2 separate regions of the Homo sapiens genome follow, and region 2 is linked to region 1. The links are chromatin loops, found by intact Hi-C in ENCODE. Cell type or tissue: heart right ventricle. All regions are shown on one strand. Each heading gives the region's core, and the rest is flanking DNA. Links, peaks and the distances in the headings are about the cores only.

Region 1 (10,961 bases), core at 1,899-9,898:
AGCCTGGCCAATATGGTGAAACCCCATCTCTACTAAAACATAAAAAACTTAGCTGGGCATGTTGGTGCATGCCTGTAGTCCCAGCTACTCGGGAGGCTGAGGCAGGAGAACCTGGGAGGCGGAGGTTGCTGTGAGCCAAGATGGTGTCACTGCACTCCAGCCTGGCGACAGAGTGAGATTCCATCTCAAAAAAAAAAAAAAGGGACTCCAAATTTAGAGAACATCAAGAAGTTCAAGTACATTGTTTCCTGGTACCCTAGAAAAGGCCCAAAAAGTAAGCCATTCCTATGAACTCAGCCTAAAGTACCTTTATACCTCCCAGAAAACCAGGGCTTTGAGCTGAGTTGTGGACCAATTCATGTTCTTTTAAGCAGAACCTGATAAAATAGTTGATAATCTTTTTAATTCTTCGTAACTTCAAAGGGCACATTTTGGTTGAAGAAGCACAAACATTCCCTGAACACGTTATAAGTCAAATGTTGACTGTGCCCTTACTTTTGAGAACCACTGAAACACAAGGAAACCAAACTGAATTAGTTAGAAGGGAAAAAGAATCTGATGTGTAGCATATCAAGCCATTTCTACTACACACACAATATTTATGAAGGGAAGCAAATCAAATAGGTTTTTCCGATAGGAACACATACGTGGAGCCAAGCATAAGAAGTTTTTAAAAGGCCAGGTATAGCTTTTATAGGCTCATGCCTATAATCCCAGCACTTTGGGAGGTCGAAGTGGGCAGATCGCCTGAGCTCTGGAATTTGTAACCAGCCTGGGCAACATAGTGAAACCCCGTCTCTACCAAAAATACAAAAATTAGCTGGGCATGGTGGTCTGTGCCTGTAGTCTCAGCTACTCAGGAGGCTGAGGTGGGAGGATCACTTGAGCCCTGGAGGTGGAGGCTGCAGTGAGCAGAGATTGTGCCACTGCACTCCAGCCTGGGTGACAGAGCCAGACCCTGTCTGGGGAAAAAAAAAAAATCAAAAAATGAATCAAAAGAAAAAATATAGATTATCTTCATATACTATATTTTCTCCTGTATCCTCTAACTATGCAGGTATAAATTCTAAAAATTAGTGTAAATCATTATATTTAAGTCCATTTTGTTGTAAGCATCCTGTGAACATTCTTAGATAGCCTTGTTAGATTTCAAAATAAAGATTTCTCCTACACACACTTCAACCCTTTGTTTCACCCAGCAAATGACTGACAGCAACACACAGAGTTGATCCTTTCAGGTCTTTAAACCGTGTGCAATGATGGTTTCCCCAGCTGATGGACTGAGCATGAAGCTCCTCCAGTAGGGTACTGGCCTCCAGTGGACATCCATCAATGATGTCTGCCTTCTTGTGGCTTCCATAAAAAGCTCTCCTGCCATCTATGCTGCAGAACGTCCCTGACCCTTGCCACCAAACAGGTGTAGGAAGATTCTGCTGATTCTCTGGCAGAAGGGTACTGGCTTGATTTGTGCCTGTGGCCATCAGTTTCTGACAAGCCAAGCAGCCTCTGCAGATCTATCACGTGGGATGTGGACACGCAGCTTTGTGACCTAGCACGTGGCTTCCGTCCTCCTCCTGCTGTGTCTGACCACGCGTGAGGCCAGCCTGGCTCCAGCTGCTTCAAGAAGGTGGCCGTCACTTGCTGGCTAAGGTGGACACAGATGCCTGTGAAATTTGGATGTTTACTTCACAAGGCCCCGGTGCAGAGCAATTTATAAGAAATGCAATCTCACAGAGAGGAGTAAAAAAGGGACATATTTGTAATTGATGATGGGGAGGTAAAACTCCATGCGCTTGCTTTGCAGTCAGTGTGAGGAGATGGCTACGGGATAAGTGGCACCAAAGGAGCATTAGTTGCAGATTAGTTTTCCTGACTTACAAAACCTCCCCAAATAATTTAGTAATGAAGACCTCTTCTGTGAACTGTCAACTTTATTTATCTGCTCAACCTCCGTTCTGAATCAGAGTCATTTATATACTCTTTGTGGAAGGTGTCACATTCAGCCGACAGACTACAGCACGCTCTATGGATTTACAGAGAGATGTGTCCTTTAAAGTCAACTAAAATGACGGTTTTTATCACATAGAATGTGACCCACAAAAATAGCTTTTTGAATTATTTCGGTGATAGACACGCTGTATTTTGGTCCAGCAATCAGAGTCATTATTTCTAACAGAGAGTAATATGCCATTTCTCAAAACGGCTTTAAAGAGAAGCCTGGTGGCATTATTTTGTGCTGTAAACAAGGTCATTGGAGACATTGGTGGGCCCTGAACAAAATAAAATCTGGAGAGGGTGGAGCAGTTCGGTGCGAGCTTGACCCATAGGGCAGAAGACCTGGGTCTGGGCTGTCTACTAACTAGTCAGGTGGCCTTGGGTGGGCCACACCCCTACTTTCAGTTTTCTATTGTCCCTGTTTTACAGGGTTCAGAGAGATTGCAGTAAAAATAAAGATCCTCTGAAAATGCCCATGGCATCGTGTACCTGTGGTGATGCACCATCCTCACGCTATGAGGCTCCTCAGCATGAATAAGTGTTCCCTCCATTCCAATTCCCTCGGAGTTTTTAGTTCAGGGGAATGTGTGGGTCATCCTACACACTTCCAACCCCTAGGGACTGAAGCTTCTCAGCTCACTCTCTCCCCTTCTTCCTGTCTCTAGACCACACTGAATTCCCCACAGAGGGGAATTTTGGTCTGTTATGGCTCTGACGGGGCTCTGATTATGCTGAACTTTATGCCTCTTGTAATCCTGTGTTGGGCACCTACTCATATTGAGTACTAATCCCCATCATAAAATCTTTCTTATTGGTTCCCAAACATCTCACTCAGAACACCCTTCCCTTCCTTCCTTCCTCCCCTCCTCGCTACCTCCTTCCCTCCCTCCCTCTTTTTCTTTATTTTAATAGAGATGGGATCTTGCTATGTTGCCCAGACTCTTGAATTTCGGGTGTCAAGTGATCCTCTGCCTCAGACTTCCAAAGTGTTGGGATTGCAGGTGTGAGCCACCACATCCAGCCTCCAGAGTACTCCTTCTGTCATCTCACCTAGTCTTCTGAGTGCAGAGTGATCCATATCCCAGAAAAGGTGTTTCCTAGCTCTAGCAATCTGAGTGCATTTCTTCATCCCCAATCCATCTTCTGTCTGTAACTCCTACCAAACAAATCTGCACATTATCTATCTATCTATCTATCTATCTATCTATCTATCTATCTATCCATCCATCCAACCATCCATCTATCTATACTGACACAGGGTCTCACTCTGTTGCCCAGACTAAAGTGCAGTGGCGTGATCATGGCTCACTGCAGCCTCTACCTCCCTGGGCTCAAGTGATCCTCCCCACTCAGCCTCCTGAGTAGCTGGGACTACAGGCATGTGACATCACACCCAGCTAATTTTTGTATTTTTTGTAGAGACAGGGTTTGCCCATATTGCCCAGGCTGGTCTTGAACTCCTGGGCTCAAGCGATCAGCCCCCTTAGCCTCCCAAAGTGCTGGGATTACAGGCGTGAGCCACCAAGCCCGGCCACGTCATTATTTCAAATGTCCTTTTAATTCAAGTCCTTTATTTATAAGACTTGAACTTCTTTGGGATAGGGTTATATTCCAAAATAGCCTATAAATAATAAATTCTTAAGGAAATTTTTGATTGATTGTTGGTCATTAGATACTTTCTACTAGAGGACTAATGTCGTAGGAAACATTCATACATTGGCTCATTTTCTTAGTCATCCAACCAACATTTGTTCAACTCCCACTATGTTCCTTCCAAATCTAATTGAACTTATCTGGAAGTTTTGAAACAATGACTAGAGAGGCAAGATAATGAAATACAGATAAATGCATATAGTAAGACCCCCTCCTTCTCAGGTGTTTCTTTGGGTTTTTTCTATTTGCTCTTTAAAATAGAAAATTGCCCTGTAGCTTTCTCCGATTATCTTTCATTGCCTATGTAACAGACACCCCGAAATTCAGTGGCTTAACATAACAGTTTATGCTCGTCTCTTGTAGCCCAGAGGGTTGACTGGGCTCAGTGGGTAGTCTGTGTCCAGGATCTGTCATACGGCTGGAGCTTGAAGGGTCTAAAGGCTCAAGTGGGATAGATGCCCAAGATGGCTCACTCGTGTGGCCTGTGTTGACACTAGCTGCTGACTGGGAGCTCAGCTCGGTTGCCAACTGGTATATCTACACATAGCCTCTCCATGTGCTTTGGGCTTTCCACAGCCTGGTGGCTGGGTTGTGAAAGATTATAACATTATAAGAGCAGGCATTTAAGAGACACAGGTGGAAGCTGTAAGACTTCTATGGCCCAGCCTTAGAAGTCCCAGAATGTCACTGCCATTGGTTCTATCAGTCAAACTAGTCACTCAGGCCAGCCCAGATTCAGAAGAGGAGAATTAGCCTCTGTCTCTTGACATGCGCATATGGAGAAGAGGAATCCGCGACAGCCATCTTGCTGACTTCCTATCTTAAGAGAAGTCCCCCAGCTACCATCATCCAGTGGTTGACAGGAGCTCTTTGTTTTCTCAGTCAGTTCTCACAAAAGCCTGGTGAGATAGGTCTTATTATTTCTCCTATGTTGGAGATGGCAAAAATAAGCTCAGAATACTTGTGTGGCCAGTTCAAGGTCAAACAAACTGTAAAGTGCAGAGTAGGGTGTTAAACCCTGGATCCCTAGCTCAAAGCACAGGGTTGTTTTTGTTTTTTTCCATTATGCAACTCTCCCTGGAATTATGACAGCATGTGAACAGCACCCATAGAAAAAGAAGATGGAAGGAAAAGAAAGGGTGGATAGAGGTGCTTTCATTTAAGTGGTTGTAATTATCTGATGATGGCAGTTTCTATACCACAGCCCGTTACTCTTAAGGTAACATTTTTGGATGTTCAAGCCCTCAAGCACTCTTGTTTTATAGGAAAATGGTCTCTAATTTTAGACAAAGCCGTTCAAGAGTACATACTTCAGCCAAATGGAAGCTCAACGTATAATCTGAATTGCAATTTACTGTAGGGTAATACGTTTTTATTAAATGAAACAAATGTTCTCTAGTAATTTTTAAATTGTCTTGAAAATAAGGCTAAGATTAATCCTGCTATCAAATCTGAGCTTTAAAAATTAATTAGAAGACAGAATTTAGTATTCTGCTATAATGCAAGTTGGATTTTTAAATAAACACTTAATCCTGCAAAGAAAACACAATTCACAGAACAAGGGAGCTCAATTATTTCAGCCTCTTTTCTCATTTCCTTTCAGCTGCAGGGGGCAGCACTGCTCAGCTAATGGCTTTTTTCTTTTTCTTTTTTCCTTTCCTAACAAAAGGAAGAGTCATTTCCTTCTATACAATGTTTTCATCCCTGCTCTCCATTGTACAATGTGTGGCTTTCTTGAGGCACTGCCTCTCGAGTCCCTACCTCAAACTTCACTTCAAATAGGAGATTTTATGTTGGGGAAAGAAGGATTGGTAAAGAATTCTTACTTAAAAAAAATCCTGCCCTCTCCCTCTCTCCCTCTCTCCCTCTGTCCCTCTCCCTCTCCCTCTCCCCACGGTCTCCCTCTCCCTCTCTCCACGGCCTCCCTCTGATGCCGAGCTGAAGCTGGACGGTACTGCTGCCTGATTCTCCTGCCTCAGCCTGCCAGCGCGCGCCGCCACGCCTGACTGGTTTTCGTATTTTTTTGGTGGAGACGGGTTTCGCTGTGTTGGCTGGGCTGGTCTCCAGCTCCTAACCGCGAGTGATCCGCCAGCCTCGGCATCCTGAGGTGCGGGGATTGCAGACAGAGTCTCGTTCACTCCGTGCTCAATGGCGCCCAGGCTGGAGTGCAGTGGCGTGATCTCGGCTCGCTACAACCTTCACCTCCCAGCAGCCTGCCTTGGCCTCCCAAAGTGCCGAGATTGCAGCCTCTGCCCGGCTGCCACCCCGTCTGGGAAGTGAGGAGCGTCTCTGCCCGGCCGCCATCCCATCTAGGAAGTGAGGAGCGCCTCTTCCCGGCCGCCATCCCATCTAGGAAGTGAGGAGCGCCTCTTCCCGGCCACCCATCATCTGAGATGTGGGGAGCACCTCTGCCCTGCCGCCCCGTCCGGGATGTGAGGAGCGTCTCTGCCCGGCCGCCCCCTCTGAGAAGTGAGGAGACCCTCTGCCTGGCAACCGCCCCGTCTGAGAAGTGAGGAGCCCCTCCGCCCAGCAGCCACCCCGTCTGGGAAGTGAGGAGCGTCTCTGCCCGGCAGCCACCTCGTCCGGCAGGGAGGTGGGGGGGTCAGCCCCCCGCCCGGCCAGCCACCCCGTCCGGGAGGGAGGTGGGGGGATCAGCCCCCCGCCCGGCCAGCCGCCCCGTCCGGGAGGTGAGGGGCGCCTCTGCCCGGCCGCCCCTACTGGGAAGTGAGGAGCCCCTCTGCCTGGCCGGCCGCTCCGTCCAGGAGGGAGGTGGGGGGGTCAGCCCCCCGCCCGGCCAGCCGCCCCGTCCGGGAGGGAGGTGGGGGGGGTCAGCCCCCCACCTGGCCAGCCGCCCCGTCCGGGAGGTGAGGGGCGCCTCTGCCCGGCCGCCCCTACTGGGAAATGAGGAGCCCCTCTGCCCGGCCACCACCCCATCTGGGAGGTGTGCCCAGCGGCTCATTGAGAACGGGCCATGATGACAGTGGCAGTTTTGTGGAATAGAAAGGGGGGAAAGGTGGGGAAAAGATTGAGAAATCGGATGGTTGCCGTGTCTGTGTAGAAAGAGGTAGACGGGGGAGACTTTTCATTTTGTTCTGTACTAAGAAAAATTCTGCCTTGGGATCCTGTTGATCTGTGACCTTACCCCCAACCCTGTGCTATCTGAAACATGTGCTGTATCCACTCAGGGTTGAATGGATTAAGGGCGGTGCAAGATGTGCTTTGTTAAACAGATGCTTGAAGGCAGCATGCTCCTTAAGAGTCATCACCACTCCCTAATCTCAAGGACCCAGGGACACAAACACTGCGGAAGGCCGCAGGGTCCTCTGCCTAGGAAAACCAGAGACCTTTGTTCACTTGTTTATCTGCTGACCTTCCCTCCACTATTGTCCTGTGACCCTGCCAAATCCCCCTCTGCGAGAAACACCCAAGAATGATCAATTAAAATAAATAATAAATAAATAAATAAATAAATCCTATTTCTGTATAAAGCTATCCTTCCTCTGACTAGAAACAACTAGGAAATAAAGAGAAGACAAAGATAAAAAGGAAAGTCAACACTAAGTCACATCATCATTGAAGGCGTCCGTGGGGAATGTCGTTGACGGTGCACCTATCGGGTGTTTGTGTCTTGAAAAATCAAACCCTTTGGAGGCAAGGGCAGTCCTTGGCTTTGGTCCATTATATGTTACAGGACTCCTGAAGGCTGAGGGGTAAGTCCCTATTTTCCATAGGTTTTTCCTAAATGAGGAAGGGCAAGAAATAGTAATTATCTGAGCCGTGCTGCCCCCTGCTGGTAGCAGTTATGCAACCCTGCAAACATGTTCCCTAAATCCGTTTCCAACGTTTGTTCAGAACTCCAAAGCTCTCATAGATCATCCAGGTCATACTCTCCCTGCCCAACTTCATCCCTTCTGCAGAGTGGAAGCTGCAGCCAGCCCTTGGAGGGGAAATGACTTATCATCACAGGTTTTAGCTCAGGTCTCTTTCTACACTACCCAACATCACGGAACACCCAATACACGAAATTCACATGATAGTGCTGTTTGGACATTCTTTTAAAAGACATACATTGGAGTCCAGAGCTCTATGGTGAATCTTATCCTTCGGATCTGACCTATTTAATCAGAACTGTCAGAATTTTCTTTAAACACTGAAATATGATACTTAGGATAAGTGTGGTATTTATGATTTCCCATATCTCTTTCATGGAATAAAATAATAGAAAACTTTACTTACTATTCTGTAGTCTAGTTTCTGGAGAAAGTAATCTTTCATAACTGGAGCTAGTGATTTGAGGCTGCAATTAAGATAAAGGAATTTGATATTTACAGAGCCAGGACGTTCCAATAGTCTTTCTAAATTTTCATGTATTTAACTAAGCTATATTTAGGCTTTATTCATACTTGAGCTTTATATATAAATCGAATGACCAGAGAAAATTTTGTCTAAAATTTTAATCGTCAATGCTTATTGGAAAGTTCAGAATTTCACAGTGGCCCAGCAAGGTAATTAATGTGAATCAACTGGCTTGTCTATTCTTTTGGTACCTATCCACACACTCTGATTAACTAATTTGATTACCAGTTCAAAGATAGTGTCTGTCTTAGCCAGTTTGAGCTGCTATAATAAAGTACCATAGACTGGGTGGTTTATGAACAACAGAAGGTTATTTCTCCCTGTTCGGGAGGCTGGAAGTCTAAGATCTGGGTGGTAGCATGGGTGGGTTCTGGTGAGGACCCTCTCCTGGGTTGCAGACTTCTGTCTTCTTATTGTTGCTTCACATTGTAGAAAGAGACTGGAGAACTCTCTGCAGTTCCTTTTATAAGGGCACTAATCCCATTTGTGGGAGTTTCACCCTCAGGACCTAATCATCTTCCAAAGGCCCCATCTCCCAACACCATTGCATTGAGAGTTAGGATTTCAACATACGGACTTTGTGGGGACACAAACTTTCAGTTCATTGCAGTATCCATGTTACATTCATGGACATGGTAAATGATAGCTTTTAAACTTCCACATCTAATAAGGTGTTTTTCGCAACTGTAATACAATGACAACTGGGAAGCTTCTGTGTCAGAGATTCTTAACTTTCTTTACCAAGAACAAAAATCTCTTGCCTTGAGATGCCTTCATCCAGTCTCTAGTCAAAGCTCCATCTCAAACATGGTACCTACAAACCACTTGACTTTGGTCCCTTCTCATTTTGATAGCATTCTGGTATTTACGTTCTTAGTTCTCTCAATTTTAAAATCTTTTAACATAGAGTCTTACTCTGTTGCCCAGGCTGCAGTGCAGTGGTACAATCAGAGCTCACTGCAGACTTCAACTCCCGCGTTCAAGTGATCCTCCTGCCTCTGCCTCCCTGGTAGCTGGGACTACAGGTGTGCATCACCAAGACCAGCTAATATAAAATTAATTATTTTTTTTTAACAGACAGTCTTACTACATTGGCCAGCCTGGTCTTGAACTCCTGGCCTCAAGTGATCCTCCCATCCCAGCATCCCTAAGTAGTTGGGATTATAGGTATGAGTCACCATATCTGGCAGATTCTCAGTTCTTGACAATTTTTTATACAGTAAAAATGTCTTTCAATTTGTGTGTGTGTGTGTGTGTGTGCGTGTGTGCACGTGCTTGGGCATGCCTGGAGAATGAGCTAAGCTGTAAGCTTCCAGAAGGCAGGTGCTGAGTCTTTCTTTCTTGGATATTCTTCTGCAGTGCCTGGTACAATCTTCTACCGAGGGAAGAACTCAAACTATGTTGGCTGATGCACGTGGTGTTTCTTAGAAAACTGATTATAGGAAAAGTCTCACGAAGCCTACCAGACCTTGCCCTTCTTAACAAATGTGTCTGTTTCTCCCAAGACACTGTCTGCTTATCCTGCAGCCTGCGTGTTTTCTAGTCACTACCAATTAGCATAATTACTATCTCAAGGCCTTGCCCTTTATTGATCCTGGTAGTTACAGCAGTTTACAGTCACGAGACGTGCTGACAGAAGGTACAAATATATTCACCAGGACCTCCAATGGAGTTCTGTCCCTTTTCTTGCTTTTCAGAATTGCTTTTGTCTGCTTTTGTTTCAGAGTGTGCCTTCCTTTTCCTCATTTCCCCCAAGTTTGCTGTGGCAGAAGTTCAGTAGATCACTCAACACAGCGCCAGAGAGCCGTAGGAAGATATTTACAACAAGAGCTTAGTTTCAATACAGACTAACGTGCTCAATCTGTCAAAATAAATGTAAAGTCAGATAAATAATCAGCAAGGTATTTATCAAATGCCATGCCGGCACCATATGGAGGGTTATTCAGGGATTTTTAGTTAATAGAAGGGGTGGAGGCTGGAGTCCCTGGGTTCTGAAAAGACTCTCACCAAGATGCTATTAAAGAAATGAACTAACAGTGAGAAGGCTGGCAGAATACCAGCCTATATCCTGAACCATTGTCAAGAAAAGGTATTCTTGAGCCTGTAGAAACTAGAAGTACTTGACAGAAGTGGTGACATTCATTGACATAAAGAATACTGTTTCTAATCTATATAAGAGTGCGCCAAGCCAAGGATTTATTACATACAATAAAACTACTATTTGGTGATACTGAATATATGTCTTGTGCATATTTGGATGCATATAAAATAAGCATCCAGGAACAAGATGGGCCTAAGAGAGATCAGGAGAGGAAGCACTCTTAGGGCAGAAATATCAGAAGGGTTCCTCCCACTTCATCCTCCTGAGTCACTAGGAGTACAGGTGCATGCTACCATGCCTGGCTCATTAAAATTTTTTTTTTTTTTTTTGTAGAGACAGGGATCTCACTATGTTGCCCAGGTTAGTCTTGAACTCCTGGGCTCAAGTGATCCTCTCACCTTGGCCTCCTAAAGTGCTGGGATTACAGGCATGAGCCACTGTGCCTGGCTGTGATCGTGCCACTGCACTCCAGCCTGAGCAACGAAGCAAAATCTTGTCTCCCCATCCCACTCCCCCCACCAAAAAAAAGAAATCTTAGAAGGCCCGATGGAGGCTTTAAGGCCCAGAAGGCAAGTGGCTTGAATTTCTTGAGCCAATTCTGATTGGGTAGTAAAGATTACCTGGAGCCTGGCCTGAAGAAACTGGCACTTGGCTGCTAGGTGTGGGAATGAAGAGGTGCGCTGCATGACTCCTGGGTGTGCCAGACACCGAGACCACACACATGCTTGGTTCTGAGCTCTGCGGAGGCTCAATGGAAACAAATGCCTTGGTTGATGCGTAACACTGACTGTGACATGAGAGGGGGATGGGAAGACCCCCTGCTGTAAATTCAACATCCCTGCCTGATAGCTGCTCC
Region 2 (10,961 bases), core at 1,179-9,178, 65 kb before region 1:
CCTGGCTTGATCACACAGACTGTTTACACATGAGCCTTTTTGTAGCTCTGAAATGCCACTTCCCAATTCCTCCAAGTCTCCCCTATCAGCCCACGTGCGCATGTGTGTGTGATGCATGCACACACACACACACACACACGTGCACATGCACTCACATCTACAGTCTCTGCAGGAGTATTCATTCTGATAAGCAGCTTCTCCCCTCAGGGAAATTATGCTGTCATTCATTCGTTTAGCAAAATTGTCATCCACTGCTCTAGGACCTGTATATTCTTTGTTAGACAATAAGTAAAAAATGTAAATTTATTTTTTTAATCTGTGAGCCTTCTCAGGGAGAAAGCCATTTTGCTGGCGTGCTTCTTTAGTCACTCATTCATTCATTCATTCATTCATTCATCAGTTATTCATCAAACATTCACTGTGAGCCAGGTTCTATACTATGTAAACTGTTAAATTTCTAGGAACCACACACTATGTTTTCTCAGTATGTAAAATATTGAATCCTAATTGGAGATTTTGTATAAATTAGTTTTAAAAGGACAGAATACAAAAAAAATACAATGTTTGCTTGTTTGCATTTAACATCCACAGTGGTCCTCACTGATTGTCAGAAGAAGGTAGTTCTACCAACACTTCACAGTTTAAATAAGGAGCAGATTTTCTCACAGTGTCCTTTGTATATCTTCCCCTTGGGAAACACAGCTACAAATCATATGGAGATGCTTTAGCACCAAATGAAGCTCCTTCTGAGGCTTGTGGGGGGAAGTGACTGCTTTCATAAACTGTTCTTTTTGACTTGATGAAGTTGAAAATGTTGCAAATGTTCCAAAGAACAACATTACACCAAGCTGATGGGAAATTTGTGGAAAATTAAGTACCACAGTCAAATATGGTAATTGCTTCTTTATAAAGATACAAGAAAAATGTTCCACCTACCCCCTGACAAATGTACCTGTATCAGGTAGAGGGTAGATTTTGAGGACTTGTACCCTTATGGCAGAATTCTGCACGTTATGCCGCAAAGAGTTAGAATTATTGAGGATGTGTTTGCTGTTTGTTGTTCACTGAACACCCATTCTTTCTTCTTTTAATAACATATCAAATTTCCCCTGGGGAAAGCTTTGTACCGGCTCTTGGATTAAAATAAACAAACAGGAAAATGCCCTTACTGCCTTCTCTCCTAGTCCTTCAGGACCCTAGGCTGCACTATCACCAATTACCACCCTCACCAAGCTTCTTTCTTAGGAGATCTTGTTGGGAATGCTCTAGAAACCAGTACTGCTTAAGAGATAAAGCTTTCACTCAGCTCCATTCTTTGGCAGTTTGGAGGATTGTAAAAGAAATGTTAAATATTTCGGACTTGTATGAATTGTTAGCATTCAGGGGTGACTGTGAGGTTTCCAAGAACTTGAAATAAGGGCTTAGCATTGAGAATTAAATGGCAAAATCAATACATAATGCAGTACATCATAAATATATGCCAATGTCTAAAAAAGAGATACTCATTAAACATATTTACCAATTACCATGCTCAGAACAGATGGTATACTCTCAGCCTTTAATCCTTTAATTGCTGGAATTTGAGGAGGTCTAGGGTTTCCCAGGGAGGGGCCAGAGTGGCCAGGGTGGCAGCGCTTTATCAACTACAGTAGCATGAAAGTATTTCCATAACTTAACATTCGGTTTTAGTTTCTATGAAATAAATGAGTCCCCACTTGCATGGGAACTTTCCAAAGAAATATTTACTTTCATAATTAATTTTTACTCATAAAGGTTTATTGTTTCTTTAAGAGGCCCCACAAACTTGTATAAGGTTTAGGCCCCAGTAAAACCAGATTTTAGGCCCCGGATATGACCACAACTGCATTCCAGCTGAGTATCAACCCAGCCAATAAAGGGGGATGGCAACTGTTAAAGGCGTCTCCATAAGGGGTTCAGGATGGGCCAACTCCGGCTGTGGCCTGAAGGTGCTCACTGTCCACTAGAGGAGGTGCTCTTGTCCCCAGCTTTGACTTCTGCCATCACAGCGTCAGGTCTCCCCATTTTAGGAGATGGAGGTACCAGGCTATCTTAGCTTGGTGTCATTATAATTTCTCAGGATCTTTCATCGAACCTTAATTTCTTCTATTTCATGCTTACCAAGAAGCCTTCTTATTGTAATTTAGCTGCATTGTGGCTGCCTATGGTGTGCTGAACCTTGAACTTAAGGATCTCATTTCTTGGGCAGTTCTATTTCTCAGGGCAAATTAATAAATTCGCATTCTAGTTTACTATTAGTTATTCTAATTACTTGGCCAATGGGAATTCACTTCTGAGAGACAATCTTCACCTATGCCAAGGTTTCTAAGTCTGTGAAGCTAGTCCATGGACCATGGCAAATTGACTAAAATAAACATTGTGTCCTCAGGGATAGACAGTCCATTCCATCGCCCTTGGCCTTCTTCCCTTATTTTCAGCAGCACTTTATTGGAACTGTTTATTTGTCTCCCCACTAGATTGTAAACTCCTTGAGAGCAGGGCCATCTGCATTCCAAACACTTAGTACAAGTACATAGCATAGGTTAAGGACTCAATAAATATTTGATGAATCAGTAAATGGAAACAAAAAGTGTGTGATATTCTTTGGATACCAGTAAACTCGTAGCGACGCAAACTTTTAGTTAAATTTACAAATCATTTTGTTTTTGAACACATTTACTTTTTCATTGCAAAAGTATTCATAATATTTTGGAGGCTGAAGATCTTTCAGCTGTTTGTTTACAAGCATGTCAGATAAATTATGAACCTGACTGTGGTTGATACAAAGTAATCCCTTCCTTAAAATATTTTCTTTTTACTATAGAATAGTCTCTCTATTATTTTATGTCTATCTGATCTGCAAATATTTAGGAGGATTGAAACTCCTTTTGTACTTGGCACCAAAAGCTAGTGATGAGAAATGAGTTGAATCAAGAATAAATGAGTCCTGGGATGAATCCCTTTATGGAAAAATGTGTGAAATAACACAAATGAATGGTATTGATGCTGTCACTAATCATTTTCAACACCCAGAAAGGTCTACTGTTTGTTTTAAAGCACACACACATAAACATTACCCCACTACCTTAAAATTTTCGGGCTGAAGTTGAGAGAAAGAAACAATTCTAAAGGAAACATTCTGTTTAAAAAGAATTGCCAGAGGAAAATACATGAACTGAATGACGATAAGATAAATGACAATGAAAAGACTTCTACTTATTCCTGTTAGCTCTTGTTTCTGAATCCACTGTTCTGTCAACTCTCAAGAATATGGGTAATCTATAAGACAGAGAGAGAGAGAGGAGAGAGAGACAGGGAGAGAGAGAAAAGAGAAGAGAAGAGAAAAATATGAAGTCTGAGCATGCATGTATGTGTACACATGTGTGTTTGTGTATGTGTTAGGGATAAGCAGATGTTTCCCAGCTTAATTCTTTTTTTTTCTTTTTCTTTTTTTTTTGTTTTTTTAGACGGAGTCTGGTTCTGTCGCCCAGGCTGGAGTACAGTGGTGCGATCTGGGCTCACCTCCATCTCCCGGGTTCACGCCATTCTCCTGCCTCAGCCTCCCGAGTAGCTGGGACTACAGGCGCCCACCACCATGCCCGGCTAATTTTTTTGTATTTTTTAGTACAGACGGGGTTTCACTGTGTTAGCCAGGATGGTCTCGATCTCCTGACCTCGTGATCCACCCGCCTTGGCCTCCCAAAGTGCTGGGATTACAGCCACGAGCCACCGCACCTGGCCCCCAGCTTAATTCTTGTTTTCTCAAACTTGGCAACCAAACCCAACCCAAACCAAACCGTACCAAAACACTACCCCCTTCTCACTAACATGTCTTCCGAAAGAAAAAAGTCCCTTCAGTTATTAAGAGCTACACTGCCAGTTCTATAACTCAACCTTACTAAAGAACCCCAGGAGAGACAACCAGTAATGCATTTACTATGGGATAATTAATTGTTCTAACTTAATGCTTCCAAATCAGTAATCACTTGTGTTAGATTGACCTTTTGTATCTCAAAGGTGGGAAACCGTCTAGCCTCAAGCGGAAGTTCTCTGGTCTCTATCTTTGTATCACTTTTCAATTGCAGCATAATGATGAACAGTATCCATGCTATAATACCAAGAACCGATTTTATTATTAGCATCTACAACTTAATTGCAGGCTACCTGGTGTTATCTGCTCTTCCTTGATAGAACCGTATTTGAGAGAGGAAAACAATCATTTGGGAACCGTGTTTGTGTCGAGAAAGAGGAGTTAGTGCTATTTGTTTTCATAAGCAGAGAGGAAGTTATCAACCCTGCAGATTCTAAAATTCTAAATCTCAAGAGCTTTTAACATTTCCTCTTTAAGGCATCAAGCAGCTGTTTCTCTTGGGAGGGCTCCTGGAAACCAACTGAGTTGAACATGGGGTAATGGAATGTGGATTTGAAAAAGGAATACCAAGATACAGCTTGTAATCTTTCTCTCTCTCTCTCTCTCTCTCTCTCTCACACACACACACACACACACACACACATACACACACACACACACACACACACACATGCCCCAGGCCTCAGGCCCCAGGCCCCAGAACCTGTGAACAGCTTAGGGCAAATGAAGTTCTTTCTTCCTTACAGCCAGGCAAAGCAAGAATCCACTCTGTCAGGTGGCTTTTCTCATGTCGCCCTTGGGGCCTATGCTTAGAGAAGCCCTGTGGCCGGCAGCACAGCTGTGACCCAGTTGCCCTGAAATAGGAGCAGTCAGACACGTGGCCCCAGGAGAAACAACAGCAGCAACAACAACAGCAGGAGCTTCTTCTCCAAACTGCTGCACCCTCTTTAAGAGGGTCTTCCCTATTAAAGAAACGGAGGCCTACAATGTGTACCTTCCTCTGCCTCCCACTAGAGCTGCAAACAACGCCTTAGCACCCAGGAACACTGGCCCACTCTCTAAATGTCTGTGACATTTGTATCATCATAATAACCCTTTATAATAAAACAACGTCCTACCGCTGGGTGTGTTCATCCATCAATATGTGCATGTAGTATTCTGATGTGGTTGTCTTGTTGAGGCCATGGGAAAGACCAAGGCCTGTGAATAAAGCCGGTCTCCTCTGCATGATAGGGATACATTTTCCAGTGTAAACATGCAAGGAATATACGTGTTTGAAGACAGGATACCAAAACCTAGTAGGTGGTAAGGTCTAGGCTTCCAGGAGTCTAAGCATACTTTCGGGTCCTGCCTGGTAGAGGGGAATAATGGCCTTGCCACATGGATGCAGGCTTAGAGCTGGGAAAGGGGGAAGATGGTCAAGTGCTGTGTTGAGAGCAAAGAACAAAATTGTGGGTTATTTTATTCTTTTTGCTATTCCTAGTCATTTAATGGGGTTTTCTTTACATGTTTCAGCCTAGTCTCAGAGTGCTTTGGGGAACTCAGAAACCAATCTCATCAGTGGTTGCCAACAGAGTTGAGGCAGAGAGTGTCCCCTGAGGCTGGTGTAGTTGTCAGAGGAGAGACTCCAAATCCTGGCCAGGTGGGCCAGGCGCTTCCCACATGGCAAGTCTCCCTGCATAGCCTAATGTGGAGGATCAGATTTGATTTAATGAAAGAGTGGTCTTCCTGGCATCATTTCTCTAAAACATAAAACTGGCCATTCCTCATTTCCATAGTCTCCCAATTACTAACACGTTTATAAAGCTCAATAATGACTGTCACGTTTGTTTAGGGAGCTAAAGGTGGAAGTCCAACTTTAAAGCAGGATTTCAAGTTTCCTGATCACATTGAATTCTTTTTTTTTTTTTTTTTTTTTTTTTTTGAGACACAGTTTCACAGTTTTACTCTGTTTGCCCAGACTGGAGCACAGTGGCGTGATCTTGGCTCTCTGCAACCTCCACCTCCTGGGTTTAAGCGATTCTCCTGCCTCAGCCTCCTGAGTAGCTGGGATTACAGGCACATGCCACCACACCTGGCTAATTTTTGTTTTACTATTATTATTATTATTATTATTATTATTATTTAGATGGAATTTTGCTCTTGTTGCCCAGGCTGGAGTGCAATGGCACTATCTTGGCTCACCTCAACCTCCACCTCCCAGGTTCAAGCGATTCTCCTGCCTCAGCCTCCCGAGTAGCTGGGATTACAGGCATGAGCCACCACACCCAGTTAATTTTGTATTTTTAGTAAAGACGGGGTTTCTCCATGTTGGTCAGGCCGGTCTTGAACTCCCGACCTCAGGTGATCTGTCCGCCTTGGCCTCCCAAAGTGCTGGGATTACAGGCATGAGCCACCGTGCCTGGCCAATTTTTGTATTGTTAGTAGAGATGGGTTTTCGCCATGTTGGTGAGGCTGGTTTCAAACTCCTGACCTCAAGTGACTCGCCTGTCTCAGCCTCCCAAAGTGCTGGGATTACAGGCGGGAGCCACTGTACCTACCCAACATGGAATTCTAATTCTCCCATACAATCAGCCAGCCAAAACATCCTGTTTTTAGAGGTAGCCAACCTATGGGATTTATACCATTAGTAAGAGTTAAAAAAAAAATCACATATTGAGTGCCAATAAACTGGAGAACACAGATTTACCCAGCATAGAGCCAGAGCCCATGGTCCTTAAGGAAGAAATGATTTTCCCTTTTTTGGCTTGGGCTAGTTCATAGAGAAAAAGAATCCTAAAAAAATAGTGTCTATCTGTAGATGAACCAACGGCATAAGGGACCCTGAGGCCCCCATAGTATATTCCACCAGAGAAGAGATCAGAATAAATTGCGATATGTATTTGTTATAGTGGCAGCTACCCTTTTTGAAAGAACTACAATGGAATATTGAGGTCATCTCTTAACTTGTAAATAACCTTGTGAATGATAAACGTGCTTTCTTTGAAAGCTGTGATAAACATTGAGGTGTGAAAAGCAAGTGAAAGGGGACTTGAAACAGATGCAAACGGACGCTTTACTTGGCCTTGAGAAAGATTGAACACTAGAAATTGGAGTCTTTGTTATTAAGGGAGAGATTCTCAAATCACTTGGGCATGAAAGTGTTCCCAGGCTAATTCCAAGCTACCAAAATACAGAGTCCAAAGACACTCAGAGTCTCGTAAAGTGCCTTGCCAAGAAAAAATGGAACTTTGCCTTCTTGGCTTCCAAAAAGAGGGTTTCCATCCAGGTTCCCACTGGAATGGAGAAGTCGTTCACATATTTTCCCACCCTTTCTGTTTCTCTGAATCACAATGACTTTATTTTAGCTTGTTACTTACACAAGGAAAATGATCCCTTAGCACTACTAGTCAAGTCCTCACCATTTGCTTGTTAGTTGCATGTAAATAGCAAGAGACTGGTTGACTACAGTTAATCCTGAATAGTCCTACATTATCTTACGATGTCCGTGTGTGGAAACAACTAAGGCACCAAGAAACTAACAAAGATCATTCATGACCATTTTGTTTACCTCTTTCTATCAGATATGAAATCATAAGAAGATCAAAGTAATAATTCATGGATGGGGGTCTCATGCTCTTCATTTTTGACCCAATTCTCAGGTTATTAAAATAACATTTAACATTTAGTGAACGCTTGCTGCTGTGCCAGTAATAGAGGTAATTGATACAAATGTATGATCTACTGGAATCCCTACAACAGTCATACGAGGTGGGTACTGGAATTAGCCCCATGCCCAGATAAGAAGGTTGAAGCGTGAAGGAGTTAAGTCAACTTCCCAAGGTCACAGAGCTAATAAATGTCAGAACAGAGATTTGAACCCCAATTGCGTGGCTCCAGAACCTGCCCTCTTAACTATGAAGTTTTACTGCTTTATGCAGCTATATGATATTGCAGCTCGCTTCATTTCTGATGACTATCTGTGTTCAAATTCTCTGTTTAAATATTTATACAGAATATAAATGGGTACCCTGAGACTTTACAATGGGCATATTGCTATGAATTTCTTAGACACAATTCAAGGGGTCTATAAATCTCAAGTTTTAAAAGCAAGAGGAGATGCCATTTGCCTAGGAGTTCTCATCTCAATGCATGTATTTTAAGACAATTCTAGATGTACAACTGCAAAATGTATGACTTCAGCACTTGTATGTGCCCACTTGCTTGGAGGCATTTGGCTTGTTAGAGTTCTTAATATGTATATAATCCAGCTTTTCAGGTAGGCTGAGTGACTTGCTCAGGGCATGACAACTAGTTAACTACATAGCCTGGATGAGAAGGCGAGTCTCAGTTCCTATTTCCAGCCTCTTCCAACTATTTCTTCATCTCAAACCCGCAAATAAATAAAAGCAATCTTTAATGGGGCAGCAGAATTTGAAATTGTATTTATTTCAATGAGTACCTAGAATCTGATGGTTCTAATTCCAGTGGATATTTTTTTTCCCCTTGATGGCCTTTAAATATTTTACAGATTTTTCAGAGCTTGCCAAAAATAGGTCTGTGAAGACTTTGACATGTTTTGTTTGTAAGAGAGGAAAAGAGATAAAAACATAACTTTAAAAAAATGGTGACTATGCAGGCAAAAATAATGATGTGGGAAATTAAATCCTGCCTAGAGGTCTGAAGCCGATAACTTTTCCTAAACCCAGCAAGAAGATATTTTTCTTTCATGGGGAGCACAAAATCATTGGCTATGCCTTTTCTCTTTCTTTAAAGAATAGCTCTTCCCTTTATTAGCCCAGGACAGATCAAATGACAATAATGCCAAACGGGAATTTAATTTAAAATATCTTCCTCTTTATCATGTTGAAAAGCCTTCAGCTCCAAGTTGGCGAATACTGTGAGTCGTCTTGGCCCGCAGAGCCCTGACGCATAGAGAAATGCATGTGGTATGAGGGACAGCCACCCACCAGCAGCCTCGGGTGTGGGAAAATATTCCTTCAACTAAGGGAAGGCAGCCCAAACTCTGAAAATTTGATCTTCTTTTGCCAAAGAGCCAGCAACAAGATTCTGGGTTCCATCACTGTTATTATAACTGTAGGGGGAAAATAATGACTTAATTGTAAACCAATGACCTCACCCTAATAACCATGTTCTAATCATTTCTAAAGAAAGCTGCCTTCTTCATTCCTGCCAACTTTCAAATGAAACAGATGACATTGGAAGATGATTATATTCATTAGCAATTATTCCATGAAAACAGTGAGAATTTGAATTTACCCTACACTTAACCCAGACAACTAAAACTGCAGTGCAACCTCGGGCCAAGTGTTGATCAACACTGTGTGGGGACAATGTTTAGACCTAGGCTTTGAGCATTTGAGTGTTTCCTTTCCCCAGTGAGGCACTGGTTCAGGTTAAAAAAAAAAAAAAAGCAAACAAAACAACAGAAATGTTCTTCCTCTTAGGCATAGGAATTGTTTTGTTTAGAATCTTTGAATGACAGATCTCTGATATAACTGCATTTTTTTACAGGACAGAATGACACATGGTACAAGCTTTCTGTCTTACTGCCACACGTCAGTGTCCTGGGAGATGAACCAGATGCAGGTGATGCCGAAGAGGTGACGGGGCCAGGGCTGGGGCATGAGCACTGGTCAACACTGACACTCAACAGCTCCCATCTGGCTTGTGTGTGAGCACCCGAGTGTAGCTCAAGGCAGGGACAATATTTGCTGGAAGTTTAGGTGTTCCCTAGGCGTCCTAGCTAGGCAGAGGAGGGAATGAAGATAGGTTTTGCAAGTAGAAATAAAAAAGAAGCACTATTATAGCATGATAACATTTCCTAAAGTCATTTTATGAACCATTTTTGGTTAATTAAAAAAAAAAAAAGCCGATCTATATGTCATGGCTGAGACATTGATTAGCAAGGTGCTACTTTTACAGATGAAAGAACTAAAAACAAGAAAGACAATGATTCGCGCACAGTGATTTGCTGGAGATTGATTGGCAAGTGTGAGCCAGACCTGGAGTAGAATTCAACATGTCTGGTGCCTGCTCCAGAACTCTGACAATGAAAAGGAGTCCAGATTTTGAGAATGAAGAAGGTTTCAAAAGCTAAGCCAGCTTCCCTTTCACAGAGGTTCAGCTGGTCAGGCTTCTTTCAAATCCACGCCCTGTTACGGGAGAGCACGGTGCTAGGAGCGTGTGGGAGGGGCAGCCCTGAGCCAACACTCCCTCTAGAAAAACATCCTAAGGCCATATCATGGTGACAACGGGACAGGATTATTATATTCCTATTGGAAGGATCACACTGTTATGTTATCATTTCCTTTAGGAAATACCCACATCCCCAAACTACTTAGTGATTATGAGTCCCTACAGAACAAACAACCCTCACCTTAGACCAAAGAAATATGTCTCTCAGTCAAACAAATGTACGTAGAATCAGTGAGCGCAAAGCCCTACCTCAAATAAGTTCAGAAGCCCCTCAAAATGAGGTCCCGTGATAGAGTTTCAGTAACTCTAATGTCCCTAGTTGAGCTAACCATCTGGCATGGCAAACTCATGGGCCAGTGAATACTCGGTACTTTGCAGATTCACAGTTTTTGTCTCTGCTTCTATCCGACCATACCTCTGCCCAGCTCCCTGCAATCTGCCTGCTCTTTTGGTCATTGAATGACAGCGTATCCCAGAGTGACTTTTGGGAGCTATTTTTGAGCTTACCCATATTTGTAGTTCCCCAACTCACCGGGAATGGAGGCTGGGTGAGTAGCAGAGGAACGTGCCTAGATGTGACAAAAGAGTGGGGTAGATGTATTAAATGAATATTCAATGAGAACCCACTGTACGCCAAGCCCTTTTCTAGTCCAGGAAACTCAGCAATGAGCAAAGTCATAAAAATCCCTTCTCTCATAGAATTTACAATTTGGGATGTGTGTGTGTGTGTGTGTGTGTGTGTGTGTGTGTGTATGTGTGTGTATGACACATACACACATTAGGGACAGGGTGGGTAAGATATAATGACTAAAATGTGTGGAAAACTTCATATGGTATATTAAAAGAAAATAAAAGTCCAGGCACGGTGGCTCAC

Evidence for each region. Peaks named below come from ENCODE experiments on the same cell type or tissue, not always from the same donor. Only the 100,000 strongest peaks of a DNase experiment are listed, where the experiment ranks them.
Region 2: it touches region 1 in a loop (4-fold over the local background); 75 of 110 quality-filtered maps call a loop at or near these places.

Annotation. Positions count from the first base shown.
Region 1 is chr6:148,174,295-148,185,255 of GRCh38, reverse strand. No RefSeq gene overlaps it. Among named protein-coding and RNA genes, the nearest start is that of SASH1, 160 kb to the left of the region's middle. RefSeq lists an enhancer at 10,619-10,961. In heart right ventricle, for the core only: CTCF peaks have their summits at 5,249 (motif pointing right), 7,239 and 7,443 (motif pointing left); a DNase peak (open chromatin) is centred at 7,435.
Region 2 is chr6:148,238,504-148,249,464 of GRCh38, reverse strand. It overlaps a transcript of SASH1 not described here. Among named protein-coding and RNA genes, the nearest start is that of SASH1, 99 kb to the left of the region's middle. In heart right ventricle, for the core only: no CTCF peak of the experiment used is centred there; DNase peaks (open chromatin) are centred at 4,624, 7,120 and 8,824; H3K27ac peaks cover 6,183 bases.